2 separate regions of the Homo sapiens genome follow, and region 2 is linked to region 1. Evidence: chromatin contacts called from ENCODE Hi-C or POLR2A ChIA-PET data. All regions are on one chromosome and are shown on one strand. The core of a region is the stretch at or near the end of the contact, and the rest is flanking DNA. Distances in the headings are between cores, read along the strand shown.

The links. A loop is a pair of places that touch in the nucleus more often than their neighbours do. ChIA-PET counts read pairs that join two places held with the same protein, here RNA polymerase II (POLR2A). Pooled maps may share reads with other maps.
Region 2: a pooled map shows a loop between it and region 1 (13-fold over the local background). The contact joins the promoter of SIX5 here to the promoter of RPS16 in region 1. A Hi-C loop is called at or near these places in 1 of 50 pooled maps. POLR2A ChIA-PET finds 5 or more read pairs at or near these places in 2 of 52 experiments (GM12878 and PC-3).

Annotation. Positions count from the first base shown.
Region 1 is chr19:39,433,778-39,441,213 of GRCh38, reverse strand. RPS16 (ribosomal protein S16) reads left to right here and starts at 5,265. Exons shown (of 5, transcript NM_001020.6): 1 at 5,265-5,366; 2 at 5,506-5,607. The coding sequence starts at 5,319. RefSeq lists enhancers at 3,060-3,828, 5,492-6,071 and a silencer at 5,012-5,111.
Region 2 is chr19:45,767,995-45,774,918 of GRCh38, reverse strand. SIX5 (SIX homeobox 5) reads left to right here and starts at 5,667. Exons shown (of 3, transcript NM_175875.5): 1 at 5,667-6,877. The coding sequence starts at 6,075. DMPK (DM1 protein kinase) reads left to right here. Exons shown (of 15, transcript NM_004409.5): 10 at 2,167-2,278; 11 at 2,991-3,148; 12 at 3,254-3,351; 13 at 3,523-3,569; 14 at 3,859-3,948; 15 at 4,279-5,202. The coding sequence ends at 4,431. It overlaps DM1-AS (DM1 locus antisense RNA), which reads right to left. Exons shown (of 2, transcript NR_147193.1): 1 at 6,788-6,924; 2 at 3,036-3,429. RefSeq lists enhancers at 2,771-3,328, 4,328-4,407, 4,848-4,957, 5,118-5,197, 6,689-6,924 and silencers at 4,528-4,687, 5,212-5,396, 5,248-5,787, 6,148-6,367, 6,818-6,924 and 1 more.

The sequences.
Region 1 (7,436 bases), core at 4,016-6,515:
CTCTGGGCCTCAGTTTCCTCATCTGTAAATAGGGCTCTGGATAATCCCAACCGTAAGGCCTGACACTATCCCATGCTGTACTTATGTGCAAGCTAGAAAAAGACACTCAGCTGGGCACAGTGGCTCATGCCTGTAATCCCAGCTCTTTGAGAGGCCAAGGCAGGAAGATCACTTGAGCCCAGGTGTCCAAAACCAGCCTGGGCAACACAGCGACACCCCATATCTACAAAAAAAAAAAAAAAAAAAAAAAGGTCGGGCACGGTGGCTCACGCCTGTAATCCCAGCACTTTGGGAGGTTGAGGCAGGTGGATCACGAGGTCAAGAGATCGAGAACATCCTGGCCAACATGGTGAAACCCTGTCTCTACTAAAAATACAAAAATTAGCTGGGCATGGTGGCACATGCCTGTAGTCCCAGCTACTCGGGAGGCTGAGGCAGAAGAATTGCTTCAACCCAGGACGCAGAGGTTGCAGTGAGCAGAGATCACGCCACTGCACTCCAGCTGGCAACAGAGCAACACTGTGTCTCAAAAAAAAAAAAAAAAAATTAGCCATTAGCTATTTGTGGTGTCACGTGTATGTGGTCCCAGCTACTCTGGAGGCTGAGGTGGGAGGATTGCTTGAGCCTAAAAGGTCAAGACTGCAGTGAGCTGTGATTGTGCCACTGCACTCCAGCGTAGGGGACAGAGCAAGACCCTGTCTCAAAAAAAAGAAAATAAAAAGACCTTCCTTAAGTTCCTTCTACCTTCTAAGTCTTGATTTTATTAGAACAAGATACTTTACTGCCATCTGCCGCAAGTTGGCAAATATGCAAATCTACAATATCCAGCCTGTGAATATAGTACTGTCTTTGTAGATGTGGGATCCTTGTGCAGTGTACAACATTCACATCCATACATGGTGGTCCTATCTATCTTATAGGATTGGTGTACAGAGTAAATAAGCTAACATACTTAAAGCATTTAAACCAATACCTGGCACAGAGTAAACACTATTTACATGCAGCTGTAGTCATCATCATCATTTGTTATTATATACCTCCCTATTCTAGGTGTTGGAGACAGCAGTGAGCAAAATATATCTGTCAAGGCTAGGGGCTGGGTCAGGAGATAGTCCCACTACTTCCTCCCCGCAACATATTCATATGGTCACACAGCAGCCCTCACACATGGAGACCACTGAATTCTCTCAAAACCTGCAACTGCAGAAAGAAGCGAATGCAATACTCACTGAGAGATCATCTGGGGTGTAGAGGGTGTCATCATTTTTGTTTTCCTACAGTTCAGGGGTAAGGAGGAGAATCAGATCTTGGAGGGAAAGAGGCTGACCCTTCCTCAAACACACCCCCTACCACGCCCCATCAATTGGCCCACCCCGTCTGCTGGCTCTGCTCCCCACTCGCTGGTATCTTCAGAGGGCTGCAAGGAAGTAAAAAGGCTCCCTCCAGCAGAGGGGCGGGCGTTCCTAGGCCCTCCCAGGGCTGTACAAGCAGGAGGATGATCCACAGAAGCAACATGGGCACCTTGCTCACTCCCAGGCCTTCTCTGGTGCTTGGCCTGGGGTTCTGGAAGAGAGAGGTACAGGAAGGGGGAGCAGACTGGAAGGCTGAAGTGGATGAGGGGAACTCCCCCGCCACCCCTCATCCCATCCCCTGCTTGCTCCACTCAAGCCACAGATAATTCAGGGAGTGTGCCCATAGAGGCTGGGGAAAGATGGTGACCCCAAAGTCAGGAGGGCTTAGGTCAGAGCGCTCCCTGACTCCCAAGCTCAGGGACGATACGAGACTTAGCAAATGTGTGAAGATCAATCTGGAGAGACGAGAGAACCTGAACTCCCCTGCCCAACAGGCCCTTAAGACAGTGCAGGCTAGGCCAACCGCTGTGGCTCACACCTGTAATCCCAGAACCTTGGGAGGCCGAGGTGGGCGGATCACTTGAGGTAAGGAGTTCAAGACCAGCCTGGCCAACACGATGGAACCCTGTCTCTACTAAAAAATACAAAAATTAGTGGCCAGGCACAGTGGCTCACACTTGTAATCCCAGCACTTTGGGAGGCCGAGGCAAGTGGATCACTTGAGGTCAGGAGTTCAAGACTAGTCTGCCCAGCATAGTGAAACCCTGTCTCTACTAATAAATACAAAAATTAGCTGGGCATGGTGGTGCATGCCTTTAATCCCAGCTACTTGGAAGGCTGATGCAGGAGAATTGCTTGAACCCAGGAAGCTGACGTTGCAGTGAGCTGAGATCAAGCCACTGCCCTCCAGTCTGGGCGACAGAGCGATACTCCATCTCAAAAAAAAAAAAGAAAAATTATTAGTCAAGCATAGTGGTGGAGGCCCGTGATCTGGGCTACTCAGGAGTCTGAAGCAGGAGAATCTGTAATCTCAGCTACTCCAGAGTCTGAAGCAGGACAATCACTTGAACCGGGGAGGTGGAGGTTGCAGTGAGCTCAGATTGCATCACTGCATTCCAGCCTGGGTGACACAGACTCTATCTCAATTTAAAAAAAAAAAAAGAAAAAGTACAGGTAGAATGTGTGCATCCTCTCATCTGCCTGTGTCTTCATTGGAAAACACCTGTGCTAGCCTTTATCTGTGTCTGCAAGTGAATATTTGAGGTCTCTGCTCTATTTATTTTATTTTATTTATTTATTTTTGAGACAGAGTTTATTTATTTATTTATTTTTGAGACAGAGTCTTGCTCTGGCGCCCAGCCTAGGGTGCAGTGGCGACATCTCAGCTCACTGCAACCTCCGCCTCCCGGGTTCAAGCGGTTCTCCTGCCTCAGCCTCCCTTGTGGCTGGGATACAGGCACCTGCCACCATGCCCAGCTGATTTTTGTATTTTTAGTAAAGGCGGGGTTTCACCATGTTGGCCAGGCTGGTCTTGAACCCTGGGCTCGAGTGATCCTGCTGCCTTGGCCTCCCAAAGTGCTGGGATTATAGGTGTGAGCCACTGCACCTGGCCTCTGTCTCAAGTATTTTGGAAACATCATGCCTGCCTTTATCTCTTTTTTGTCTGAGGGTTGGCCTCTCTGCCTCTAAATCTGTCACTGGGCTTGTTTTGGGGGTCCATCTCTTGACTGTCCTGGTCTCTCCCTTTTCTCCTCCTCTTCTCCCTTGGCCTTTCATCTTTCTCTTCTTCTCCACTTGTGCCTACATTTCTTTGGGCTGTGTCTGTGTCCCTCCCGGTCAGCCTCTGGGTACTTCCTTCCTCCCTCCCAACAGCCCCCTCCCCCCTCACCCTTTTAGAGCTGGACTCCGGGCTGGCTTTTCCCTCTGGCCCCAGACCTGCCCTCCAGTGTCTCCCTGTCTCCACCCTCTTTGGCAAGGTGCACCACGACGCCCTTTTGAACCCTGGATCCCAGACCCTGTACTGCCAGAGAAACTGAGGCAACTGTGGGCTCCCTCTAGCTCTGAGAGAGGAACCTCTTCGCTGGGGAGACTCTTGATGGGGTGAGACGCAGGGACATCTGCCGGGGAACCAGAGGACAACCCAATCCTGGGGTTCCTCAGGTGGGGTTGGGGGGCTGGGGATGGAGAATTCTGTGGGGAGGAGGCTTAAGTGGAGGGTGATTTGGGGGAGAGGAAAAAGATGACTGGGAGATTCTGGAGAAAGAGATTCTAGGGGCTGGGCGCGGTGGCTCACGCCTGTAATCCCAGCACTTTGGGAGGCTGAGATGAGTGGATCATTTGATGTCAGGAGTTCGAGACCAGTCTGGCCAATATGGTGAAACCCCGTCTCTACTACAAATACAAAAATTAGCCGGGCGTGGTGGTGCATGCCTGTAATCTCAGCTACTCAAGAGGCTGAGGCAGGAGAATCGCTTTAACCGGGGAGGCAGAGGTTGCAGTGAGCAGAGATCATGCCACTGCACTCCAGCCTGGGCGACAGAGCAGGACTCTGTCTCAAAAAAAAGAAAAAAAAAAAACAAAAAACAGAGAGATTCGGCCGGGCGTGGTGGCTCACGCCTGTAATCCCAGGACTCTGGGAGGCTGAGGCGGATCACATCACCTGAGGTCAGGAGTTCGAGACCAGCCTGGCCAACGTGGTGAAACCCCATTTCTACTAAAAATACAAAAAACGACCAGGGCGTGGTGGTAGACGCCTGTAATTCCAGCTACTCGGGAGCCTAAGGCAGGAGAATCTCTTGAACCCGGGAGGCGGAGGTTGCAGTGAGACGAGATCGCACCACTGCACTCTAGCCAGGGCAACGAGCGAAACTCCGTCTCAAAAAAAAGAGAGAGATTCTAGGGTGGGGACGGGGAAGAGGTTAATTCTTGGGGGAGGGTCTCTTAGGAGAGGGGGATTCTAACGGAGGGAAAACTCCAGGGAAGGCAGTTGCTGGGAAGAGGAGTCTCGGAAGGGAAATAAACTCAGGAGAAAGGTAGATTTTGAGGGACGGGTCTCTGAGAGAAAAGTTTTTGTGGATTTGCGGGGCGGGGTGTTCTGGGAAAGGGGGATTTGCCGGGAAAGGGGGATTTGCCGGGAAAGGGAGATTCTGGAGGAGGGAGATTCCAGGGGTACTGGGTCCTGACAAGAGAAAGATTCTGGGAAGGGTGACTGAGGGGACGAGGACCGAATGGAGGGAGATTCAGGGAAAAGGGGGGTCTAAGTTGAGCACTCTTAAGAGGGACATTTGGGGTTGGCCATCTGAGAGAAGGATGGGAAACATTCTGGGAAGAGGAAACTGAAAGGAAGGACATTCTGGTGAAAGGGAGATTCTGAGGGGAAGGGGCTCTGAGGGGAAAAGGATTCTGGGAGAGGATCCCCAAGGAGGGGGATTCTAGGGAGGATAGGATTCTGGAAGTCCTTAATCTGAGAATCCAGCCAGATTTCTTGCAGTAGATTCCAAAGGAAGATTCTGATGCGGGGGATTCGGGGAGGAGGGAGTCCAGAGGGGAGAAAGATTACAGGTGTTGGGAGGGTGGGAACTGATTTAAAGAAAGGGCGAAGGGAGATTATTAAAGAGCCAGAATGCAAAGAAGAGCTGCGGTAGTCGACTACAGAGGACGCGAAGCACACTCCCGCAGCCTTCCCTTCAGTCCGCACACGACACTCCCAGGCCCCGCCCCTTCCGCCCACAGAGCCCGCCACTTCCGCCTCACAGGGCCCGCCCGCTCTGAGCGCCTAAGGGCCTTCCCGCCGCTGACCAGACGCCCCGCCCGTTAGCCGCAACAGAAGCCGTAAAGCTCTCTCCCGTCGCGACGCAGTGCTCAAGGCGCCTGCGCAGACCCTGAAAAGCGGCCAGGGTGGCCCCTAGCTTTCCTTTTCCGGTTGCGGCGCCGCGCGGTGAGGTTGTCTAGTCCACGCTCGGAGCCATGCCGTCCAAGGGCCCGCTGCAGTCTGTGCAGGTCTTCGGACGCAAGGTGAGCCAGACGCCGGATGGGAAGGGGAGGGGAAGGAGAAGGCCAGGGTCTGGGAGAGGTCGGTGGGCAGGAATCTAGGGGGTAACATGGGAGCTGGAGCCGGAGCTCACGGGGCCCCTGTTTCTCTTGTATCTTACAGAAGACAGCGACAGCTGTGGCGCACTGCAAACGCGGCAATGGTCTCATCAAGGTGAACGGGCGGCCCCTGGAGATGATTGAGCCGCGCACGCTACAGTACAAGGTGCTGGGATCCGGCACCGGCGTTGAGTGGATGGAGGACTCTTGGAGACAGAGATGTTGTAGCTCTTGAAAGCTGGGGGGGCTGGCATCAGCAACGGGATGTTTAGAAGTTGTGTTGGGTGTAGAACAGTGGGGTATTTGGCAATAGAGCTGGGCTTGGGGTTCAGAAGATGTAAAAGCTGAGATGGGGTTGTTGAAGATTAAGGGTTTGCTTTGAGAACTGGGATGTTAGGAAGCTCACCTCACTGGGGCGGGGGGACCCAAAGGGTGAAGGGACACCGACTATTTTTTATTTTATTTATTTGTTTTGAGAGGGAGTCTCGCTGTGTCGCCCAGGCTGGAGTGTAGTGGCGCGATCTCGGATCACTGCAACCTTCGCCTCCCGGGTTAAAGCGATTCTCCTGCCTCAGCCTCTTGAGTAGCTGAGATTACAGGCATGCACCACCACGCCCGGCTAATTTTTGTATTTTTAGTAGAGACGGGGTTTCGCCATATTGGCCAGAGTGGTCTCGAACTCATTACCTCAGGTGATCCACCAGCCTCGGCCTCCCGAAGTGCTGGGATTGCAGGCGTCAGCCACCGTGTGCGGCCGAATTTGGGTCTGTTTAAATGCTTGCTTGTAAAAGGGGTTCCTCTGTTCCCTTTTTGGGACTCTCAATTTCTTTGGCTCAGAATGGAAAGAAACCAGAGTCTGATTTCTGCCCCTTCTGAACTCTACTACTTTTAAAAGAAAGAATATCTACATTGCAGGGTCAGTTAAAAAAATTTTTTTTGAGTTATAAGGTTCTTTTTTAAAAACAGTATCTTGCTGTCACCTACCCTGGAGTGCAATAGCACAATCCTAATGAACTGCAGCCTTAAACTCCTGAGTTGGAGATCCTCCCACCTCAGCCTTTCGGTTGCCAAGACTACAGGCACATCACCACGCCTGGCTCATTTGAGAAATATTTTTCTGTAGACGTGGGGTCTCACTTTATTGCCCAGGCTGGTCCTTGGTCTCATGTGATCCTTCTGCCTGGACTGGGATTACAGGTGTGATCACCATGCCTGGCCTAGAATTTAATAAAAATTCTGAGATTTCCTTTGTGTAGCAGATGTTGAATGTTACTGTTATTGGCTGTCACTGTATTTGAAGGATTTGTATGTGTACCCTCTGTTGAGTTTTGGGGACATAGCAGTGATCCAGATGACTTAAGGTCTTGCCTTCATGGACCTGCCAGCCTAGTTGGGGAGAAGGACTGGGCCCAATACCAGAAGCTGATCCAAAGTGGTCAGAACTGGGGAAGGAGACCTGTGAGCTGAAAGCAGGTAAAGGAAGTATCCAGACAGAGGCACTGGTAAAAGACCTGGAGCTGGGAAGGGTCTAGGGACCAGGGACAGGTTGTACTGTAATTCTGGAAACCTGTGAGGCTCAAAGAAAGGGCAGAGAGCTCAGGTGGGAAATAGAAAAGGCACCTGAACAGTCCAGGGATGGCTTTCGACTACTTGAAACAGCCTTGGGAGTTTCAGAAGCTATTGGAATGCTCCTTACTGTTCAGCCTTCTAAGAACCAGTCTTAGAGGTAGGGTGTCTGAGGTCCAGTGAGGGACACAAGTAGGAGGGAGCCCAGATCTTGTTCCCTTTACCTTGCCTATATTTCTTAACACCACTTCAGCAGTCTCATATCTGGCTTTTTTGACTTTCCTCTTCTCTGGGTCTGTAGAGGGCCTTGGAGTGACACCCTGACCCCCATCCACTAGTACTTGAAGGCCAGTGGTGGCAGAAGCCACAGAAACAAGAAGCCCAGTGAGATGGCTAAGCTGCCCAGCATGTAACTTAAATCCCTGTTCA
Region 2 (6,924 bases), core at 4,418-6,917, 6.3 Mb before region 1:
CCACGAGGCTGCTTGAGCTTCCTGGGTCCTGCTCCTTGGCAGCCAATGGAGTTGCAGGATCAGTCTTGGAACCTTACTGTTTTGGGCCCAAAGACTCCTAAGAGGCCAGAGTTGGAGGACCTTAAATTTTCAGATCTATGTACTTCAAAATGTTAGATTGAATTTTAAAACCTCAGAGTCACAGACTGGGCTTCCCAGAATCTTGTAACCATTAACTTTTACGTCTGTAGTACACAGAGCCACAGGACTTCAGAACTTGGAAAATATGAAGTTTAGACTTTTACAATCAGTTGTAAAAGAATGCAAATTCTTTGAATCAGCCATATAACAATAAGGCCATTTAAAAGTATTAATTTAGGCGGGCCGCGGTGGCTCACGCCTGTAATCCTAGCACTTTGGGAGGCCAAGGCAGGTGGATCATGAGGTCAGGAGATCGAGACCATCCTGGCTAACACGGTGAAACCCCGTCTCTACTAAAAATACAAAAAAATTAGCCGGGCATGGTGGCGGGCGCTTGCGGTCCCAGCTACTTGGGAGGCGAGGCAGGAGAATGGCATGAACCCGGGAGGCGGAGCTTGCAGTGAGCCGAGATCATGCCACTGCACTCCAGCCTGGGCGACAGAGCAAGACTCCGTCTCAAAAAAAAAAAAAAAAAAGTATTTATTTAGGCCGGGTGTGGTGGCTCACGCCTGTAATTCCAGTGCTTTGGGAGGATGAGGTGGGTGGATCACCTGAGGTCAGGAGTTCGAGACCAGCCTGACCAACGTGGAGAAACCTCATCTCTACTAAAAAACAAAATTAGCCAGGCGTGGTGGCATATACCTGTAATCCCAGCTACTCAGGAGGCTGAGGCAGGAGAATCAGAACCCAGGAGGGGGAGGTTGTGGTGAGCTGAGATCGTGCCATTGCATTCCAGCCTGGGCAACAAGAGTGAAACTTCATCTCAAAAAAAAAAAAAAAAAAGTACTAATTTACAGGCTGGGCATGGTGGCTCACGCTTGGAATCCCAGCACTTTGGGAGGCTGAAGTGGACGGATTGCTTCAGCCCAGGAGTTCAAGACCAGCCTGAGCAACATAATGAGACCCTGTCTCTACAAAAAATTGAAAAAATCGTGCCAGGCATGGTGGTCTGTGCCTGCAGTCCTAGCTACTCAGGAGTCTGAAGTAGGAGAATCACTTGAGCCTGGAGTTTGAGGCTTCAGTGAGCCATGATAGATTCCAGCCTAGGCAACAAAGTGAGACCTGGTCTCAACAAAAGTATTAATTACACAAATAATGCATTGCTTATCACAAGTAAATTAGAAAATACAGATAAGGAAAAGGAAGTTGATATCTCGTGAGCTCACCAGATGGCAGTGGTCCCTGGCTCACACGTGTACTGACACATGTTTAAATAGTGGAGAACAGGTGTTTTTTTGGTTTGTTTTTTTCCCCTTCCTCATGCTACTTTGTCTAAGAGAACAGTTGGTTTTCTAGTCAGCTTTTATTACTGGACAACATTACACATACTATACCTTATCATTAATGAACTCCAGCTTGATTCTGAACCGCTGCGGGGCCTGAACGGTGGGTCAGGATTGAACCCATCCTCTATTAGAACCCAGGCGCATGTCCAGGATAGCTAGGTCCTGAGCCGTGTTCCCACAGGAGGGACTGCTGGGTTGGAGGGGACAGCCACTTCATACCCCAGGGAGGAGCTGTCCCCTTCCCACAGCTGAGTGGGGTGTGCTGACCTCAAGTTGCCATCTTGGGGTCCCATGCCCAGTCTTAGGACCACATCTGTGGAGGTGGCCAGAGCCAAGCAGTCTCCCCATCAGGTCGGCCTCCCTGTCCTGAGGCCCTGAGAAGAGGGGTCTGCAGCGGTCACATGTCAAGGGAGGAGATGAGCTGACCCTAGAACATGGGGGTCTGGACCCCAAGTCCCTGCAGAAGGTTTAGAAAGAGCAGCTCCCAGGGGCCCAAGGCCAGGAGAGGGGCAGGGCTTTTCCTAAGCAGAGGAGGGGCTATTGGCCTACCTGGGACTCTGTTCTCTTCGCTCTGCTGCTCCCCTTCCTCAAATCAGGAGGTCTTGGAAGCAGCTGCCCCTACCCACAGGCCAGAAGTTCTGGTTCTCCACCAGAGAATCAGCATTCTGTCTCCCTCCCCACTCCCTCCTCCTCTCCCCAGGGACAGTGAGGTCCCAGGCCCCACACCCATGGAACTGGAGGCCGAGCAGCTGCTTGAGCCACACGTGCAAGCGCCCAGCCTGGAGCCCTCGGTGTCCCCACAGGATGAAACAGTAAGTTGGTGGAGGGGAGGGGGTCCGTCAGGGACAATTGGGAGAGAAAAGGTGAGGGCTTCCCGGGTGGCGTGCACTGTAGAGCCCTCTAGGGACTTCCTGAACAGAAGCAGACAGAAACCACGGAGAGACGAGGTTACTTCAGACATGGGACGGTCTCTGTAGTTACAGTGGGGCATTAAGTAAGGGTGTGTGTGTTGCTGGGGATCTGAGAAGTCGATCTTTGAGCTGAGCGCTGGTGAAGGAGAAACAAGCCATGGAAGGAAAGGTGCCAAGTGGTCAGGCGAGAGCCTCCAGGGCAAAGGCCTTGGGCAGGTGGGAATCCTGATTTGTTCCTGAAAGGTAGTTTGGCTGAATCATTCCTGAGAAGGCTGGAGAGGCCAGCAGGAAACAAAACCCAGCAAGGCCTTTTGTCGTGAGGGCATTAGGGAGCTGGAGGGATTTTGAGCAGCAGAGGGACATAGGTTGTGTTAGTGTTTGAGCACCAGCCCTCTGGTCCCTGTGTAGATTTAGAGGACCAGACTCAGGGATGGGGCTGAGGGAGGTAGGGAAGGGAGGGGGCTTGGATCATTGCAGGAGCTATGGGGATTCCAGAAATGTTGAGGGGACGGAGGAGTAGGGGATAAACAAGGATTCCTAGCCTGGAACCAGTGCCCAAGTCCTGAGTCTTCCAGGAGCCACAGGCAGCCTTAAGCCTGGTCCCCATACACAGGCTGAAGTGGCAGTTCCAGCGGCTGTCCCTGCGGCAGAGGCTGAGGCCGAGGTGACGCTGCGGGAGCTCCAGGAAGCCCTGGAGGAGGAGGTGCTCACCCGGCAGAGCCTGAGCCGGGAGATGGAGGCCATCCGCACGGACAACCAGAACTTCGCCAGGTCGGGATCGGGGCCGGGGCCGGGGCCGGGATGCGGGCCGGTGGCAACCCTTGGCATCCCCTCTCGTCCGGCCCGGACGGACTCACCGTCCTTACCTCCCCACAGTCAACTACGCGAGGCAGAGGCTCGGAACCGGGACCTAGAGGCACACGTCCGGCAGTTGCAGGAGCGGATGGAGTTGCTGCAGGCAGAGGGAGCCACAGGTGAGTCCCTCATGTGTCCCCTTCCCCGGAGGACCGGGAGGAGGTGGGCCGTCTGCTCCGCGGGGCGTGTATAGACACCTGGAGGAGGGAAGGGACCCACGCTGGGGCACGCCGCGCCACCGCCCTCCTTCGCCCCTCCACGCGCCCTATGCCTCTTTCTTCTCCTTCCAGCTGTCACGGGGGTCCCCAGTCCCCGGGCCACGGATCCACCTTCCCATGTAAGACCCCTCTCTTTCCCCTGCCTCAGACCTGCTGCCCATTCTGCAGATCCCCTCCCTGGCTCCTGGTCTCCCCGTCCAGATATAGGGCTCACCCTACGTCTTTGCGACTTTAGAGGGCAGAAGCCCTTTATTCAGCCCCAGATCTCCCTCCGTTCAGGCCTCACCAGATTCCCTCCGGGATCTCCCTAGATAACCTCCCCAACCTCGATTCCCCTCGCTGTCTCTCGCCCCACCGCTGAGGGCTGGGCTGGGCTCCGATCGGGTCACCTGTCCCTTCTCTCTCCAGCTAGATGGCCCCCCGGCCGTGGCTGTGGGCCAGTGCCCGCTGGTGGGGCCAGGCCCCATGCACCGCCGCCACCTGCTGCTCCCTGCCAGGGTACGTCCGGCTGCCCACGCCCCCCTCCGCCGTCGCGCCCCGCGCTCCACCCGCCCCTTGCCACCCGCTTAGCTGCGCATTTGCGGGGCTGGGCCCACGGCAGGAGGGCGGATCTTCGGGCAGCCAATCAACACAGGCCGCTAGGAAGCAGCCAATGACGAGTTCGGACGGGATTCGAGGCGTGCGAGTGGACTAACAACAGCTGTAGGCTGTTGGGGCGGGGGCGGGGCGCAGGGAAGAGTGCGGGCCCACCTATGGGCGTAGGCGGGGCGAGTCCCAGGAGCCAATCAGAGGCCCATGCCGGGTGTTGACCTCGCCCTCTCCCCGCAGGTCCCTAGGCCTGGCCTATCGGAGGCGCTTTCCCTGCTCCTGTTCGCCGTTGTTCTGTCTCGTGCCGCCGCCCTGGGCTGCATTGGGTTGGTGGCCCACGCCGGCCAACTCACCGCAGTCTGGCGCCGCCCAGGAGCCGCCCGCGCTCCCTGAACCCTAGAACTGTCTTCGACTCCGGGGCCCCGTTGGAAGACTGAGTGCCCGGGGCACGGCACAGAAGCCGCGCCCACCGCCTGCCAGTTCACAACCGCTCCGAGCGTGGGTCTCCGCCCAGCTCCAGTCCTGTGATCCGGGCCCGCCCCCTAGCGGCCGGGGAGGGAGGGGCCGGGTCCGCGGCCGGCGAACGGGGCTCGAAGGGTCCTTGTAGCCGGGAATGCTGCTGCTGCTGCTGCTGCTGCTGCTGCTGCTGCTGCTGCTGCTGCTGCTGCTGCTGCTGGGGGGATCACAGACCATTTCTTTCTTTCGGCCAGGCTGAGGCCCTGACGTGGATGGGCAAACTGCAGGCCTGGGAAGGCAGCAAGCCGGGCCGTCCGTGTTCCATCCTCCACGCACCCCCACCTATCGTTGGTTCGCAAAGTGCAAAGCTTTCTTGTGCATGACGCCCTGCTCTGGGGAGCGTCTGGCGCGATCTCTGCCTGCTTACTCGGGAAATTTGCTTTTGCCAAACCCGCTTTTTCGGGGATCCCGCGCCCCCCTCCTCACTTGCGCTGCTCTCGGAGCCCCAGCCGGCTCCGCCCGCTTCGGCGGTTTGGATATTTATTGACCTCGTCCTCCGACTCGCTGACAGGCTACAGGACCCCCAACAACCCCAATCCACGTTTTGGATGCACTGAGACCCCGACATTCCTCGGTATTTATTGTCTGTCCCCACCTAGGACCCCCACCCCCGACCCTCGCGAATAAAAGGCCCTCCATCTGCCCAAAGCTCTGGACTCCACAGTGTCCGCGGTTTGCGTTGTGGGCCGGAGGCTCCGCAGCGGGCCAATCCGGAGGCGTGTGGAGGCGGCCGAAGGTCTGGGAGGAGCTAGCGGGATGCGAAGCGGCCGAATCAGGGTTGGGGGAGGAAAAGCCACGGGGCGGGGCTTTGGCGTCCGGCCAATAGGAGGGCGAGCGGGCCACCCGGAGGCACCGCCCCCGCCCAGCTGTGGCCCAGCTGTGCCACCGAGCGTCGAGAAGAGGGGGCTGGGCTGGCAGCGCGCGCGGCCATCCTCCTTCCACTGCGCCTGCGCACGCCACGCGCATCCGCTCCTGGGACGCAAGCTCGAGAAAAGTTGCTGCAAACTTTCTAGCCCGTTCCCCGCCCCTCCTCCCGGCCAGACCCGCCCCCCCTGCGGAGCCGGGAATTCCGAGGGGCGGAGCGCAGGCCGAGATGGGGAATGTGGGGGCCTGCAGAGGACCCTGGAGACGGAGGCGTGCAGAAGCTCAGTCTCGGGGCGGAGGCTTCGCGCCCTTAGTCCTCCTGGACGGCCCGTTACCTTCTGCGTTGTCCCGATGGGGAAACTGAGGCCCTGAGCCAGAAGCACACGCTGGGGGGAGGCAGAAAGCGCGGCCAGAGGCGGAGGGAAAACAAAGGGAGAATCACAGACAGACGGGAGGGGGACGGACACACACAAGGGGACAGAGACCCGAGTGGAGAGCTGGATCTCGCCTTCCCGGCGTGGGGCGCAGGGTCGGCCAGAAAGAAGATCGAGAAGAGCGGGGAGTGGGGGCGAAAAGGGGGGACAGGTGGGGGAGGAGGCTGGGGAAAGCCCGAGGGAGGAAGAGAGGGAGGGAGGAACTTCCCAAAGTTGCAAAACATGGCTACCTTGCCTGCGGAGCCGAGCGCGGGGCCGGCGGCTGGGGGGGAGGCGGTGGCGGCGGCGGCGGCGACCGAAGAGGAGGAGGAGGAAGCGCGCCAGCTCTTGCAGACTTTGCAGGCGGCCGAGGGTGAGGCGGCGGCGGCGGCCGGGGCCGGGGCGGGCGCAGCGGCTGCGGGAGCTGAGGGCCCGGGATCCCCGGGCGTCCCCGGGTCGCCCCCCGAGGCCGCTTCCGAACCGCCCACGGGCCTCCGCTTCTCGCCCGAGCAGGTGGCGTGCGTCTGCGAGGCGCTGCTCCAGGCGGGCCACGCCGGCCGCTTGAGCCGCTTCCTGGGCGCACTGCCCCCGGCCGAGCGCCTACGTGGCAGCGACCCGGTGTTGCGCGCGCGGGCCCTGGTGGCCTTCCAGCGGGGCGAGTACGCCGAGCTCTACCGGCTACTCGAGAGCCGCCCCTTCCCCGCCGCCCACCACGCCTTCCTGCAGGACCTCTACCTGCGCGCGCGCTACCATGAGGCCGAGCGGGCCCGCGGCCGCGCGCTTGGCGCAGTGGACAAGTATCGACTGCGCAAGAAGTTCCCGCTGCCCAAGACCATCTGGGACGGCGAGGAGACAGTCTACTGCTTCAAGGAGCGCTCCCGCGCAGCGCTCAAGGCCTGCTACCGCGGCAACCGCTACCCCACGCCGGACGAGAAGCGCCGCCTGGCCACACTCACCGGCCTGTCGCTCACGCAGGTCAGCAACTGGTTCAAGAACCGGCGACAGCGCGACCGGACCGGGGCCGGAGGCGGCGCGCCCTGCAAGAGGTGAGGGGCCTCGGGCGGCGCAAGTCCAGCTCTCCCGGGGACATCCC